Regions from separate parts of the Mus musculus genome. Here region 1 is linked to region 2. Evidence: chromatin contacts called from ENCODE Hi-C or POLR2A ChIA-PET data. All regions are on one chromosome and are shown on one strand. The core of a region is the stretch at or near the end of the contact, and the rest is flanking DNA. Distances in the headings are between cores, read along the strand shown.

Region 1 (7,350 bases), core at 4,361-6,860, 53 kb before region 2:
TTTTATTTTATTTTATTTTATTTTATTTTTGATGTACATGAGGATGGAAGGCCAGTGGCACTAAGCAGCCTTCACAGTCACACGCTAACACGCGTGGTAGAGCTGGGTTTGTTTGCTTCGTTACACCACATGCTAGCCTTACCTACGAGAATGAGAAACACATCTCACCAAAGATCAGAGAGAAACAATACAGATAATGCCTGCTTAACAAAGTCTGAGCCTCCGAGGGCAAAGGGCAGATCTTTCTTTTGTAAGGCACCATCGAAGAGAAATAACTTGAAAAACTTCTGCTGACAATAAAGTTCTTTGAGAGGACAATGACCATTAGCCAAGCATCACTACTTGTTGCCAGATGCACTCCATCAGGTGAATGCCAGCAGTGCTCTGAGGTCCTAATATCTTGCTAGACAGACCTCGGCACTCAAGCGAGTTCCAGATCTCCATGTCATTCTGCTTAGCGCTCTTCTCCTGCTTGCTGGTCACCACGACCACCCCCAACCTTACTGCCCCGAAAGCTCTCCACATGCAGGATCTCTTTGGCCCAAGAGTGCTGGTTCTCATCTCTCGGCCAAGCATCAGGGCTTCTGTGTTTGCCGAGTGTGAAAGCCCTTCGGGGTGAATACACACTTCCCATGATCACACACATTAAAAAGAACCCAGCACCTCCTTAGATAGTAGCAAATGAGCTAACACGTTCAAAGAGCCCAGCAGAATATCTGGCATATAGGAGAGTCAGTGACTAGCCATATATGATGATCGTAACGGAATATAATTATGTAGGGAATCTATTATTGTTAGACTTTATTTATTTACTTATTTATTTATTTTGATTTTTTTCAAGACAGGGTTTCTCTGTATAGCCCTGGCTGTCCTGGAACTCACTTTGTAGACCAGGCTGGCCTCGAACTCAGAAATTCGCCTGCCTCTGCCTCCCAAGTGCTGGGATTAAAGGCGTGTGCCACCACCACCCGGCTTGATAGACCTTATTATTCAACATAGATGTGTAATATGATAAAACATTCAGCAGGGGAGTCACATACAGATAAAATTATCTAAATCCACACAGAAGAGGCACAAATGAGAATTCTCTAAAGCCCTTTGAAAGAACCCGAGTACATAGGTACACATATCCCTTATCCTCAAAGTCGAAAGCTAATATTAAAATTGAAATATTTTAGTTTCTTGTATTTTTGAACTTTCTTCTATAATAAGTATAGAGAGGCAGTTTGGATCCAGAATGACCAAAATGTACCTTGATTACATCTTTGCTATACCAAAAGCCAACGACACCTTAATGGTTTCTTTCCACCATATGACAAGCAAGTCGTTCAGTGGCTGGGCTCTGGGTGAAGTCATACGCCTGATGGATGCAGTGTTTTGTTTGACCCAGCTTACAAGTAGGACCATGTGCTCTCTAAATAAAATGTAGGTGATAACAGGTCAATGAGGAGACAGTTCCATTGAGGTCCTCCAGGTGCTGCTAAGAGCACAAACCACTTTAAAAGTCTTCAAGGTCCCTCTAGGTTAGCGGAAAAACTCCCCAAATTTGGAAATAAATTCTGCCCCCCCCCAATTTACTGAGGAGTTCCAACAGAAAAGAAACATTCACTCATTGAGTTAGAGGCTGTGTCTGGAAGCTTCTAAATTCAGCTTTGGAATTCAACACACACTATGGACTGGATGGACAGCACGAGCCATGTCACGGTGCTAAGGCTGGGCCGCTGTTGCTTCCCAATTACCACTGAGCCTGCTTTCAGAGAAGACACCGTCCACACTCAGCCAAGGGGCTTGGGTCCCTCAGAGCTGCCCTTTGGCCAGCATCACACAGCCAAGCTCCAGCAGCATGGGTGGGTGTGGGGGACAGGGTCCCCTAGATAAGGTGCCACCTCCTCAGGGAGGTGAATAAAGGAGATTCAGGAGACAGGATGAGCAGAGCTTCCCCCTTCCTCCCAGCAGACTGGAAGAGCCCCCTGCAGACGTGGCACACCTCCATTCCAGGTAGCCTGGGCAGGTACCACCAGCAGTCAGTGTGAACCCCTGGCTTTCCAGATCCCCTTAGACCTGGAATCCCCTTTCCCCTGGGAAGGGTGAAGGCTAGCTCGGGTCTCATGCCTTGACTAATGGCAATGCTTCCAGGATCACCCAGCTCAGCAGCAAGGACCTGAGCAAGGTGACCTGAGCAGTGAGACACCCAAGTCTGCAGGGATCCCCAAGCTATGTCCTCAGCTCTGATGTCTGCAGATCATGAGCCGTGCTCACCTCAATGGTGACCACCTTAAAAACTCCAAAACTTTCAACCAATACAGACTTCTATCTTAAAAAATCAAGACAACCCAAGATATATTCCCAATGTTGTTCGAATTAATTCAAGATATTAGAAAGTAACCATTTCTCTGAAAAACCTAATCTTCATATCTAGAAGGAAAGGGTAAGGTAAATGTTAGATCTATATAAGAGAAATTAACTACTTTAATGACTCTCAACTGTCAGGGTTTGAACTTGTTTTAAGTCAGAGTTTCACTCTATAGCTCCAGTTGGTCTTGAACAAACATGTAGCCTTGAACTCCTAATCCTCCTGCGTCATATGAGCAAGCTGTGCAGGGATTACAGCGTGCCATCACTACCAGTTCAACAAGATTGGGAGCAGAGTGGACATGGGTAATGGATGGGACCCAAGGCTTTGTACACGATAGACAAGAACTCTACAACTGACCTGCATCACCAGCCTTTGAACTGATAAGTTTGACTGTGATGGTAATTATAGATTATAAGATTCATCTCTATTTAGCTATGCATAGCTATACGTGCATATATGCATGCATGAACACACACACACACACACACAAATTCTCTCCCCTTTTGGTTTGGCAATATCTATCAGACAAGAAAGTCATTTAAAGGATCCACACCTGAGAGTTGCATCCTAGTGCTAAATAAGGCTTAACATAAGCTAAAATGGAAAAACAAAGGGTTACAATGTGCCTGCCTTTTGCCTACGATACTCCTGTGTCCTTTACATCGTCACTATTAAAACAATTTCCACACCAGGCAGGTTTCTTAAGTTCCTTATCCATCTCCTAGAATCTATCAGAAACCAAAAGCTTGCCAAAAATATGTGAAAATCATCAAGGAAGGCACCTGGCACACCCTGGTTACCACTTAGAGGAAAAGCACGGGATTACTTGTTCCCGAGAGCTGTCAGTCGGTGAACAGGGCTGAGTGAGCCGAACAGCCCCAGACGGCGCAGGATGCAGACAAATCCTTCAGTGTTTTCTAAGCAGCTCAATGACTCAGGAATTTGGCCTCCACCGAAATCGTGTGTGTATAACCAAATTTCAATTCAACGAGTCCATAGATTAATGAATCAAGCACTGCTTCAGGGCAGTGTAGACACTGGAATTCCTCCTACCTCTCCCTGACATGCCTGCAGCAGCTCAGTCTAGACAGCTAGTAACCAGAAAAGGGCATTGGTGCTTAGAGGAGACTAGCTGCGGACGATCCCAAAGCACACTATGTGCCTGTGTAAGTGGGCTCACCCCTCTATAGCTTATATGCACTTATTAATTTTCTTATAACTACCCTCAAAGAACCAGACACTATGTCATGTATGTCATGTATGTATGTATGTATGTATGTATGTATGTATGTATCTGCATTATTTAGATACAGGGTCCCACGTATTGTAGGATGGCCTGGAACTCCCTATGTACAGCTAAGAGTGACTGAATTTCTACTTCTACTTCCTCCCCGAGCAACACAGTGACCACAGTGACAATTCTATGCTGGGTTGAGTATCTAAACCAGGACTTAGGTGTGCTTGGTAAGCACTCAAGGGACAGAGGTACAACCCCCCCCCCCCCCGCGCCAGTTCCTGTCATATCAGTTTAGCATATGGAATGTTTCCATTTGATGGAACATCACAGTAGCCAGCAGATTACCATGACAACTCTACCATTTGGTAAACAGCCCCATCCAACAACTGACTTCAAAGAGTCCCTATTAGTGCATAAGAGCTAGACGTGCAAAGCTGTTAGCCATCTTGCTTTGGTTTTAACCTGGCTTACCTTATCTGTACAGTGTAGGTATAGTTGGTGGGTTTGGGTTGCCACTCCAAAATTGTCTTGAAATCAGTTGATATCCAAGTTAAATTAAACGCTTTCTCTGGAATGCCTACAAATAAGCACAAAATATCTCGAATTGCACCCAGTTCTGTGGTCTCGACCTTGTGTCTTAAACACTTTCCCAGCCTCTGCCATCAAAGGGAGCACATGTTTTGTTGCCAGTCACAAAAATAACGTTGCTAACTTGTCAAGAGCAGAGGGTGTGTGTGTGTGTGTGTGTGTGTGTGTGTACGTGTCCTTCCCCCCACGCCCCATCCCCGCCCTCAGGGCCATATAGTCCTCTAGGCAACACCCATACTGCAATCCGTGGAAAGAGCTGAAGATCCTGAAGTCCTCCTTTAAACTATTCCAGGGAAAGCCCACTTTAAAACGACACAGAAGGAGGGCCCAAGGTGCCAGAGAGTCCCGGACTCTTCCGAAGCCGTCGGAGAGGCCGCAAGGAAGGGTTTGAATAAATTCCAAACAGGGCTAGTCCCCCACACACGTGAGAGTCAGGAATGCACATAAACGAAAAAAAAAAAAAAGAGTCTAACCGGACTTTTCCCATTGTAATCTAAAATATCTTTACACTGAAATTCTCAAGGAGAGCTCGTCAGACGTGCAGCCCACGTGGCACCTGTCACATGGTGGGATGCTATTCCATTAAAGTGCTGTCATCAACGTCTCGTTTTGCAAGCCCCCTGGTTTCAGCCTCTGCCTCAACTCAGCACTGGGTAGATGTGGGTATGCACTCTGTCTTGCCTGAGTTTACAACAGCCTTGCTTCTATCAGACCGAAACCAAAGGCCACAAGAACACCTATTTATTACGGGAAGGCGCACACCTTGTCAGAGATAACATGCAAGCCACGCAAAGCGCAAAGCACGCCGACTTTGGCAAAGGCGGGCCCACGAGCCTGCCACCTTCAAGGGCCCAACATCTAGGAAACTCTCCCTCAGAGTTAAAGCTGGAATCTCAGTTTTATCTTATGCAACCGCGGTGGACGCACAAAGCAGGCATCTTTAGCAGTGACAACTGCCAGGAGTCCGGGCACCAACTACCTTCCATCCCATTGTTCATTCAAATCCTCAGGGCGAGCGCAGCCAAATCCACAGGTACAGCCGGACACCTTGGTGTCCCCAAGGAACCAGAGCAGCACCCCCCCTCCCCCCCCAGCTAGCCAGATAGGTTCTCTGTTTCCCGCGGGCGGAGCGCCCCCGGCTTCTCAGGACCAATGCCACTCACCTGCACCCGCGGTCACCTGGAGGAGGAGGCAGCCGAGAAACGTGGGCGCGAGAGCCGCTAGGAGGCGCGGGCGCACGAGGATCGCCATGTCCAAGGGCTGGAGGCGAGGTCTCGGGGCTTCAGCGGCGGCGCGTTGGCTACGCTACAGGAGCGATCGGAGGGAGCGAGTGATGGGTACCGGCTGTACCCAGGCTGCCGGGGTCGGCGCGGGGTGCGTTATAAAGGGCCGCGCGGACACCGGCTCCTCTCCACCCCGCGCCGCCTCCGCCGAAGCTCGCGACTCCCCGCCCCCCGGCCCGGGTCACTCGCTTTCGCGGTGGGCGGCTCCCGATCAGTCCACACCCCTGCCCCGCCCACTCCCCTCCTGTAGGAAACTCCGAGACCCCGAAAGGGGTGACTCAACCGTGATTCAACAGCGCCGCGGAGCACCGAGCTGCCCCTTCGGCGCAGGCGGATCCAGGTACTGCGGAGACCCAGGCTCCCGGGCTGATCCCTGGATGACCAGCCTGGGTGGCTGGCTGGGGAGAAAGGAGTGTCATTGAAGGGACTTAAGTTGAAAGTCAAGGGAGTCTTACTTTTCCTCTGCTTTCGATGTACGCTGAGGCCCTAGCAGAGGATGTATCAAAGCCCCTGGACCACTCCTGGTAGCAGAGGGCAGTTCCAAAGCCCTGCCTGAACACGCAGTGGCTAGCAGATCATTCTGTCAGTCCCTTTGGTCCGCTGCACAGGGCGGTGCAGTAAATGCACGTGTCTGCCATGGACAAGGGCCCTGGATTAGGTCTAAAGGCCACTTGGCACCCCACTCCCGTTCCCGAGGTGACCGAGGAACTGCAACATGAAGCCTGAGAGAATTTGAGCGTGACTTCTGTAGCCACGGGGGTTCCAGGAAGGATGATTCTCACGTTGAGGAAGCCCGCAGTGGGTTTGAGTGAATTCCTCCAAAGCGCAGAAAAACAAAAAATGAAACTGAAAAATAAACATTCGGACGTTCCAATTTGTGTTTTCCCTTCCTGGATGCTGGGAATGGACCCAGGAGCCCACCTCTGTCACTGAGCCTAGTGGCAGCCAGGTGTCACTTGCAAGCTTTGGGTTTTCTTCATTTATTTCCTGGCCTCCTGTTCTAGGCTTTGCCGTGACGTTGTTGAAGCCTTAGACGATCACTTATCCTACTGGTAGCATTTGCTCGACAGTGTATCAAACGATTTCTTGTCACTCCTGGTTGACTGTCCAGTTTATCCCTTCTTTTCCAATTTCCCTAATTCTGCGACCCTTTAACACAGCTCCTCATATTGTAGTGATCCCAACCATAAAATTATTTTTATTGCTACTTCATAACTGTAATTTTGCTACGGTTATGAACTGTAATGTAAATATCTGTGTCTTTGGATGCTTTGTACAATCTTCCTTCCTTCCTTCCTTCCTTCCTTCCTTCCTTCCTTTCTTCCTTCCTTTTTTACTTTCCTTGAGTAAAGTCAAACTTGGGTCCACCTTGTAGGCTCTGAGAAGTGTAAAGAGTAACTAAGCTGTCGTCCCACTCACAGTAGCTTTTGATTAGGCTTCCTGCTTATGTCTGAGAATGGACAGGGCAGAACCTCTTAGATAGCCTTCTACAATACCAATCTTGAGGTCAGCTGGTCCGTGTGCTCACTGGCCTAAGTACACAATGTAGCTCTATCTGGTCCTCTACTCCAGGGACTTTCCCTCTTGACCGCACTTTCTTTTACTCCCAACTGAGCAAAGGAAGAGGGCATCAAGAAAACTGTTCAAAGGGTGATCTTTTTTCCATCCACGGACCCTCAACTGTGTTCCTCAGCAGGTGTGGGAAACACTCGCGGTTTGGGGAACTTATTGTTCATAGGCAGAAATATCCTGTTGGCTATTCCTTAAAGCAGACATGCGTGAAGACACGTAGAGAGCCCAGTTTCCTTTTGCATCACCAGTGGTGCAATGTGGCTGATGAGGAGTCTGTAAGTGACCAGGGCACGCTTTTAGCCCTTCTTGTGCAC
Region 2 (7,378 bases), core at 2,187-4,686:
GGACCACCTCCATCATCTCACTGGGGACCTCGGGGAGCTGGAATGGAAAGTGTCTCACCTTGTCCACCCAACAGTGGCTGAGTGTCAGTCACTGGGAGAGGCGCTACTCCCTGATGAGCCTGGCCTGCCCCGGCTGTGGGCTCAGGCTGCGTAGAGCCTTCAAGAGAGGCTAAGACAGGAGGTGTATGGCAATGACCCTGAAAGGAAAGGGAGAGCAGACCCAGATTCATCAGCCTGCTGGCCTCCTAAGGGAGGAAGGTGATCAGGCAGGGCAGGCTAGTGTACCTTAGTATATTATATATCATGCCATATCATATATGATATATTATATATTACATATGTACAATATATAATACACAATATATTGTCATATATTATTATACATTAAATATAATAGGTCATATTATATCATACACATATAACATATCATACACAAACAATGTATTATATCATACACATATACATATATGATATACTATATCATACACAAACAATATATTACATCTTAATGTAATATATACTATATATTACAATATATTATACACACATACTATATAATATTCAAAATAAAATATGATATTGCTGTAACATGTTATATATTGTATTTATTATTTTATTTACTTATGTGTGTGCATATACAATACCAGAGCATATAGCTTCTGGTATTGTTCCTCAGTTCTTGTCCGCTTTGTTTTTTGAGAGAAGGTCTCATCCCTGGACATACCACCCAGAACGGGACTAACTCATCTAATCTCAGAAGTTAAGCAGGGTTGGTCCTGGTTAGTATTTGAATGGGTGACAGGGTCTTTCTCTCATTGGCCTGTGGTTTTCCCATTAGGCTCAGTGGCCAATGAGCTCCACTCACCTCTGCCTCCCCAGCTCTGGGATCTCAGGCACACAACACTGCACCTGACTTTTAAAACGTGGGTTTCAGGGATGAGGCTTCGACCCTCCTTTGTGGCAGGTGCTTTTCCTGCAGGAGCTGTGACTTCAGTCTGAGGTAACGCTTCTTACAGCCCTTTCTTGTGAAAAGATCCCTTTTGTAGCTGTAAATGTTTTGGGAGATAAATTACAATTACCTTGCACATCTGCGATGGCATTTCGTGCCCCGTAGACAGTCTCAGGTCAAGCCGTGAGCCTCTGCATCACGACTCTTGTGCTAGCATTGTCAAAGGTTTATGGGGTTAGGTGCTGGCTAAGGAGCTTCTTGGATCTGCTTTTCAACCCCACATCTGTGTTCTCAGGGACCAGGAAGGGGTCTGGGGACCTTCTAGAGCCCTCATGACACACACTGAGTCTCAGGGGAGATTTCCATGGCATGTCTATCAGGCAACTGGAAGTGTTGGTGACCTAGAAAAGGCCTGACTTTTGGAGGCCTAGGTTGGTTATGATGAACCTGCCTATCTTGGAACAACACAAGTCACCCAGACTCAGCCGGGCTGGCAAAGTCTAAATCAGATCCTGCATCAGGGTCTAAAGTTAATCTGTTCATGTTGGAAGTTAGTCTGCCTGGCCTCCAGGTGCCAAAGAGTTTGTGGTACTAATGAGCTGTTCATTAGCCTTGGAGAAAGCCCAAGCCCAGGCAGGAGGGCAGGGCAGGGAAAGGCAGGGCAGGGCAGGGCAGGGCAGGGCAGACTGCCTTTGCCGTGTGTGTGTGTGTGTGTGTGTGTGTGTGTGTGTGTGTGTGTGTCTGAATAGTTTTGTGCTTGGTCAGCCACCTCCTGTCTGTGGAGTTTGTGATGCCTTCACCACCTCCAGGTCTGTGAGCTGGAAAGGGGAGTAGAGTAGACTGGCATCGACCTACAAAACCGACTCCCGTGTTCTGATGGTGGTAAGGGGAACTTGTGGCTTCTGCTCCTTCAGCCTCCCACTAAGAGCAACTGGAAGGCCCCAGGGGGTCTTTTCAATTCCCTTGGCTCTCAAGTACCCACATGAAAGTGAAACACCAGAGAGTGCAAGGAAGGTGGCTCTCTTCCTTAACAGAGGAGCTCAGTCTGCAGTTGAGCTCTAGTTTTCTGAGCTGGAGGTAGAGCCCAGGGCTCTTTCTGCACTGAGTCTCCATGGATTCAGAGATGCTGTGAGGTTCTGCTCAGTCCTGCTTGTCAGTCCTTCTTGTTTATCTCTAGGCAAACACAGGCCCTGGATTTGAGCAGCAGCTGGCCAGAGAAAAGTGGCCTTGCCCAGACGATCTTGCCTAAAAAACAAGCAATCGGGCTTGAGCTTGGAGCCAATCTCTGACTACAGGACGATGAGTACCTATGCTATTTCTGTGTATTTTTCCTCTCCTTCAGGCGAGTGGGATTCTTTGATGAACTGTGCTGTGCTGTCCAACACATGCTCCTTTTAAGGGCTACAGAACCTTCTGGAAGGGAGCTTAGTCCAGAGAGCACTAGACATTGAACCAGGCCAGGAGAGAAGCACATGTTGGATCTATCTCCGGTCAAGCCACCCATTGCTGAGGCTTAGCCCAGAAGAGAAAAGGTTACCAGCAATTATTATATTTACACACACACACACACACACACACACACACACACACACACACACACATTCAATATATATATGAATATAATATTTGTCCAGCTTTATCCCAAAGCTCATTGAGTGACACTTGGACACTTTTCTACTTCTTGGCTACCTTCACACATGGCATCCTTGGTTCTTGCCTCAAGGAGTTGCTACAAAGCCAAGGCTAGAGGAATCAATGTTTGGGAACCTCTCAGGACAATGTGAGAGCTAGTCAAGTGCATGATATCCTGTGTTAGTTATCTTCTCACCGTTGTGACAGCATACTCGACAAGAGTTCCCACTGGCTCCAGTTTGAAGTCCATCAAGGTTGGGAAGCCATGGTAGCCCAAGTGTGAGGCAGCTGGTGACACCATGTCTGCAGTCAGGGATCAGAAAGAAGAGAGAATGCTGCTGTTCACCTTGCCTTAGCTTTTTTACTGTTTGGTCCCTCAACCGTTGGAATGGTGCCACCTACCTTCTGGGTGGGTCTTCCCACCTCTGTTAACTGAATCTGAAAACTCCCACCACAGATATGCCCAAAAGTATGTCTCTTAGGTAATTCAAGATCGTGCCAAGTTGACAATTAGCAGTAAGCACCATATACCCCGTGTTGGTGAGACTCAGGGCATGTGGGACCTTTAGACAGTGATGGGTTGGAAGCAGCATGCACAGGCATTCTGTAGAGGATGCAGGGGAAAGTGTTCTGGGGCATGGCAAAGGAACTTGGTGCTATGATTCCAAGATCTTCCAAAGGCAGGGAGTCCTCTGGGGGACATAGAGATGCCCCGTGCTGGGAGATACACTCTGGGGGCAGGGGAAGTATTAATCAGATCCAAGTGTGTCAACCTCTGGCTCAGTGGGGTTGAGGAGTTGTATTCTCAGAAGGCCCCCTTTCCCTGTACAACTCCTACCAGATTGAGAATCGGTTTCCTAGCAACCAGGAGGTCAGAAAGAGATGAGGGCTCGGCCTACAGCTCAGAACTTTGGCTTCTTCCTCTTCTGTTTTATTCCATTTATTGTCTGAGTTCATTTGTGCTGTGATAAGAAAATAGACAGACTGGCTTATAAGTAGACATTTCTTTTTCATATTTCTGGGGCCAAGAAGGCCAAAATCAAATCACCAGCAGAATCTACATCTGGGTCGGGTCAGGTCATAGATGATGCCTTTGAAAGTCGGTTGCTTAGCAACTTTCACTTCACCAGTAACCTTACTTCCCTTCTACCATTCAACCTGCCATATTCACAGGCTCTGGAGTTAGGACATAGGCAACATTGGGGCATGAGGAGTTAACCTCCCCATCATATATAGCTCATATTATTGAATTTGATTCATTTTATAAAAATTCCTCTGAGCCTCATGATAACCCAGTGAAGATTCGATCCTACTGCCCATGAGGAGAAGCATAGGGAAAAAGCAGTAGCCAAGAGACCATCACGGGGCTTTGTTCCTGTCTGAAAGGTTAAATAAAGGCTGCTCAATGCCACTTGGGCCCCAAACAAGGTGACTGGAGGACGTGTACCCTGCACTCAGCCCCAGAGGCAGAGACCCAACCCCACCCTTCCAACACCCTTTCCCTGGTCACACGCTCTACTGACCTCAGGCCTTCTCTTCCGAACTGATAAGCATCTTCCACTGCAGGTACCTGGATTTCAAAATCCCAGGTGGCTGTAGGGAGTTTCGGTTGCTGCAAGATATTACCAACTTAAGAGACAAGAAAGATAGTGAAGTCCCTATCACATTTGCTAAGCGGTGAGGTACAGCTTTTTCTCTGCTCTGATCTTCTGGATAAAAAAAATATGTGTTCGCAAGGGTGCTGTAGCCTCTGTTGAGAGAAGAGACGGTGCCTACTCCTCCTCCCTCTAAGGAGGGATGGATCTGGAGGGCTCCCGGAGACTAGGGCCCAGCAGTCGTCTTTGTGCTCCAGGAATGAGAACTGCAGGCCAGCATTCTTGCAACTTGGCTGTGTCTTGGAAGATTGGTATCTAGTCACCTCTGTTTCCGAGTCAGGTTGTATGAACAATTGTTAACAGGCTTCTAGACATGTAAGTGGGATTATGGATACCCCACACTAGACCTGTTTTACTAGATCTTACTGTGCTCTAGAACAGTAAGCTAAGCAAGGCTTCCATGGGGATCAATCAGAGTGCTGGTCCATTCTCAGGCCCCGTTGCCCTATGGAGGCAAGGGCAGGCATGTGGTCCAGCACAGCCCTTGGATGTTGGCTGTTCCCCTATAGTACTCTTTCTCCAAGCCCCACTTCTGAGACACTTCAAAGGCAGCAGCCCTGCCATCAGCCTACCTAAAGTCATGGCGACACCCAGCTATGGTGGTCCCTTTTCTCTGACAGAGTGCCCGGCCAGCTCTTCCACACAAAAGCTTCTCATTCTATTTCTATTCTCATACAACAAGGCTTAGTGGTCTCTTGGTCAGAACAGAACATGATGGCCCAGTAAAGCAGAACCCCAAACATTTAAGAATTCAATGGCTTGTTTATTCTCTTGGAGAAGAGCCATGCTCTCTCAGGAACACTCCACCCTACAACCTTGACCTCCTCCAATACTCATTCATTTAAGATGAGGTCACCTCCCCCCACCACCACCAAAGACGAACTGAAGGCCTTCTTTCTGAAGCACTAAAATGCACACATCCATTCTCAAAGTGTTTTCCATCACAAGCACCATGACTTTCATAACAGAAAAACAACCATCTGTGGTTTTAGGTGTTTAGGTAACAAGCCAATGGACACATTTTCATTCAAGGGGAACCGTTTCTGGTATTCAAACTTTCTGATGGCCTGGAACCTGACACGACTATTTTTTTTCCACAATATTTCAGGAATGAGTGCATAGGAAAATGTGCTGGTTAGCTGGTCAGTTTCTTCTCTCACCTCGACACACTGGCGTCATCTGGGAAGAGGGAAACTTAACTGAGAAATTGCCTCCATCAGATTGGCTTGTGGGTAAATCTGCATGGCATTCTATTGATTAGTGATTGACATGGGAGGGCCTAGCTCATTTTGGCAGTGTCTCTCCTAGGTATGTGGTCCTGGTTTGTATAAGACATATAACTGAACAAACTAGATGGAAGAAGCTGGTCGGCAGCATTTCTTCATGGTTCCTGCCTCCATTGCATCTTGGTTTCCTTCCTTGGTCTCCCTGATTGGGATGTGTAAGCCAAGTAAAGTCTTTCCTCCCCAAGTTGCTTTTGGTCATGGTGTATATTATATTAAAGGAGAACTGAACTAGAGCAGGGCCGTTCCTACCCCACAAGTACCCTGGGCTATCAGAGAAGCCTTGCTACTTAGGTCAAGGTCTTCCCTGCTGCTTCATGACTTCAAGCCTACTGTCCTTGTTTTCTCAGTGTGTGTGTGTGTGTTGGTGGGGAGATGGAGGAGAGACATATCTCCCTCTCTGCCTGCCAGGTTACTGTGAGAACAGACTGGGTTTCAGACAAGGGCAAGTGTGTCAGGGGCTTCACAACATCATCCGCTGACCCTGGTCAAGAGACAGGTTGCGAATCCCTGAAGTTTGAGTGGTTCTGGAGATGGTGGCAGGTTATGTTCCTGCTCAAAGGCTCAGATGCCCTCAAACAGCTTTCAAGAGGTGCCCCAGACAGAGGATCGGGCCTCTACTACATACTAGATGGAAGGGTCGGACAGGACAAGAAGCCAGAATGGCCAAGATGCCCTTTAGCTTCAGGGAAAAAGTCTGCTCATTGCCAGCGAGGGAGTCACTTAAGCAATCTTAGCACAAGTCTCCCCACACTTAACTAGTGTTATAGTCTATGCTGGGGCTATGAATTGTCAGTAGGGTCAGCGAAGTATGGGTTGGAGACTGCTGCCAACTGGAACATCCTGGGGTGTTCTTTATCTAAAATCTCTACTACAGGGGTACCTGGGATTCTTGATATGCTGTGAAGAATTTTTAAGAAGAGCCCACATGAAGCAAAGTTGGAGTTTGTTAGAAAGTCATTTTAACAGGGATTTGAGCACTGTGGTAATCAGAAAAAAGAGGCACCAAGGGGAAGGATAAGATAGCCAAGCATGGGTAGGTGGCTTTCAAGAGAGACTCCTTAGTGTCTTTATAGCAATGTTCTCAACCTTCCTAACTCAGATGCCCTCAATACCCTTTAATACAGTTCCTCATGTTGTGGTGACTCCCAACCATATATCTATTTTCGTTGCTACTTCGGAACTGTAATTTTGCTCCTGCTACGCATCGAATCATAATGTAAATGCCTGTACTATCTGATGGTCTTAAGTAACCCCATGTGAAAGGGCCCTTTGATCCTCCAGGGTCATGTCCCGCAGGGTGAGAAGCATTGCTTTATAGTATCATATGTGCAGTTTTGGTGGCTTCTGGAGTGGCAGATTTAAAGGCTTGCTGGGGAAGCTGGATGAAATCACAGGATGGTTTCAGAGGTGAAACAGACAGGATTACAGCTGATGAAGTAAGGGCCTGGATCACGAGAGTCTTGGGAGTCTACAGATGTCTCCAACCGTGGACTAAGGTTAATAGTCTTGTTTGTGAGATTTCCGGAAAACATCTGGGCGAGGATTAAGGCCACACACACGTTTGCAAACATTCAGGCTTTTAGCATGTTTCATTGCTATTTTAACATGCTTAGTCAAGAATCTCTCTCCCTAAAAGAAATATTATTCCTTTGCCAGCGACCTTTCTAGATAAGGCTTTTCATCTGTGGACATTGTTGCCAGCTGTTGACGGGCTTCGAGCAGTCTCTGCAGTGACTGAGGGGTTCATATCACTCCCCACTGTCCCCGCACTTTTTCCTGTCTTTCTATCCTGCCTCACAGTGACAGGGCCTGCTGAGACTGTAGAAACTGTGGCAGCTTTGCCATGCTGAGATGTC

What was found. A loop is a pair of places that touch in the nucleus more often than their neighbours do. ChIA-PET counts read pairs that join two places held with the same protein, here RNA polymerase II (POLR2A).
Region 1: POLR2A ChIA-PET joins it to region 2 with 11 read pairs in Patski. The contact joins the promoter of F3 here to the promoter of 4930432M17Rik in region 2. A Hi-C loop is called at or near these places in 2 of 37 maps with a recorded cell type or tissue (Patski and T-helper 17 cell). POLR2A ChIA-PET finds 5 or more read pairs at or near these places in 2 of 5 experiments (Patski and embryonic stem cell).

What each region holds. Positions count from the first base shown.
Region 1 is chr3:121,721,797-121,729,146 of GRCm38, reverse strand. F3 (coagulation factor III) reads right to left here and starts at 5,610. Exons shown (of 6, transcript NM_010171.3): 1 at 5,345-5,610; 2 at 4,065-4,170. The coding sequence starts at 5,432.
Region 2 is chr3:121,666,821-121,674,198 of GRCm38, reverse strand. 4930432M17Rik (RIKEN cDNA 4930432M17 gene) reads right to left here and starts at 3,436. Exons shown (of 6, transcript NM_001033814.2): 1 at 2,984-3,436; 2 at 2,778-2,884; 3 at 59-197. The coding sequence starts at 2,882.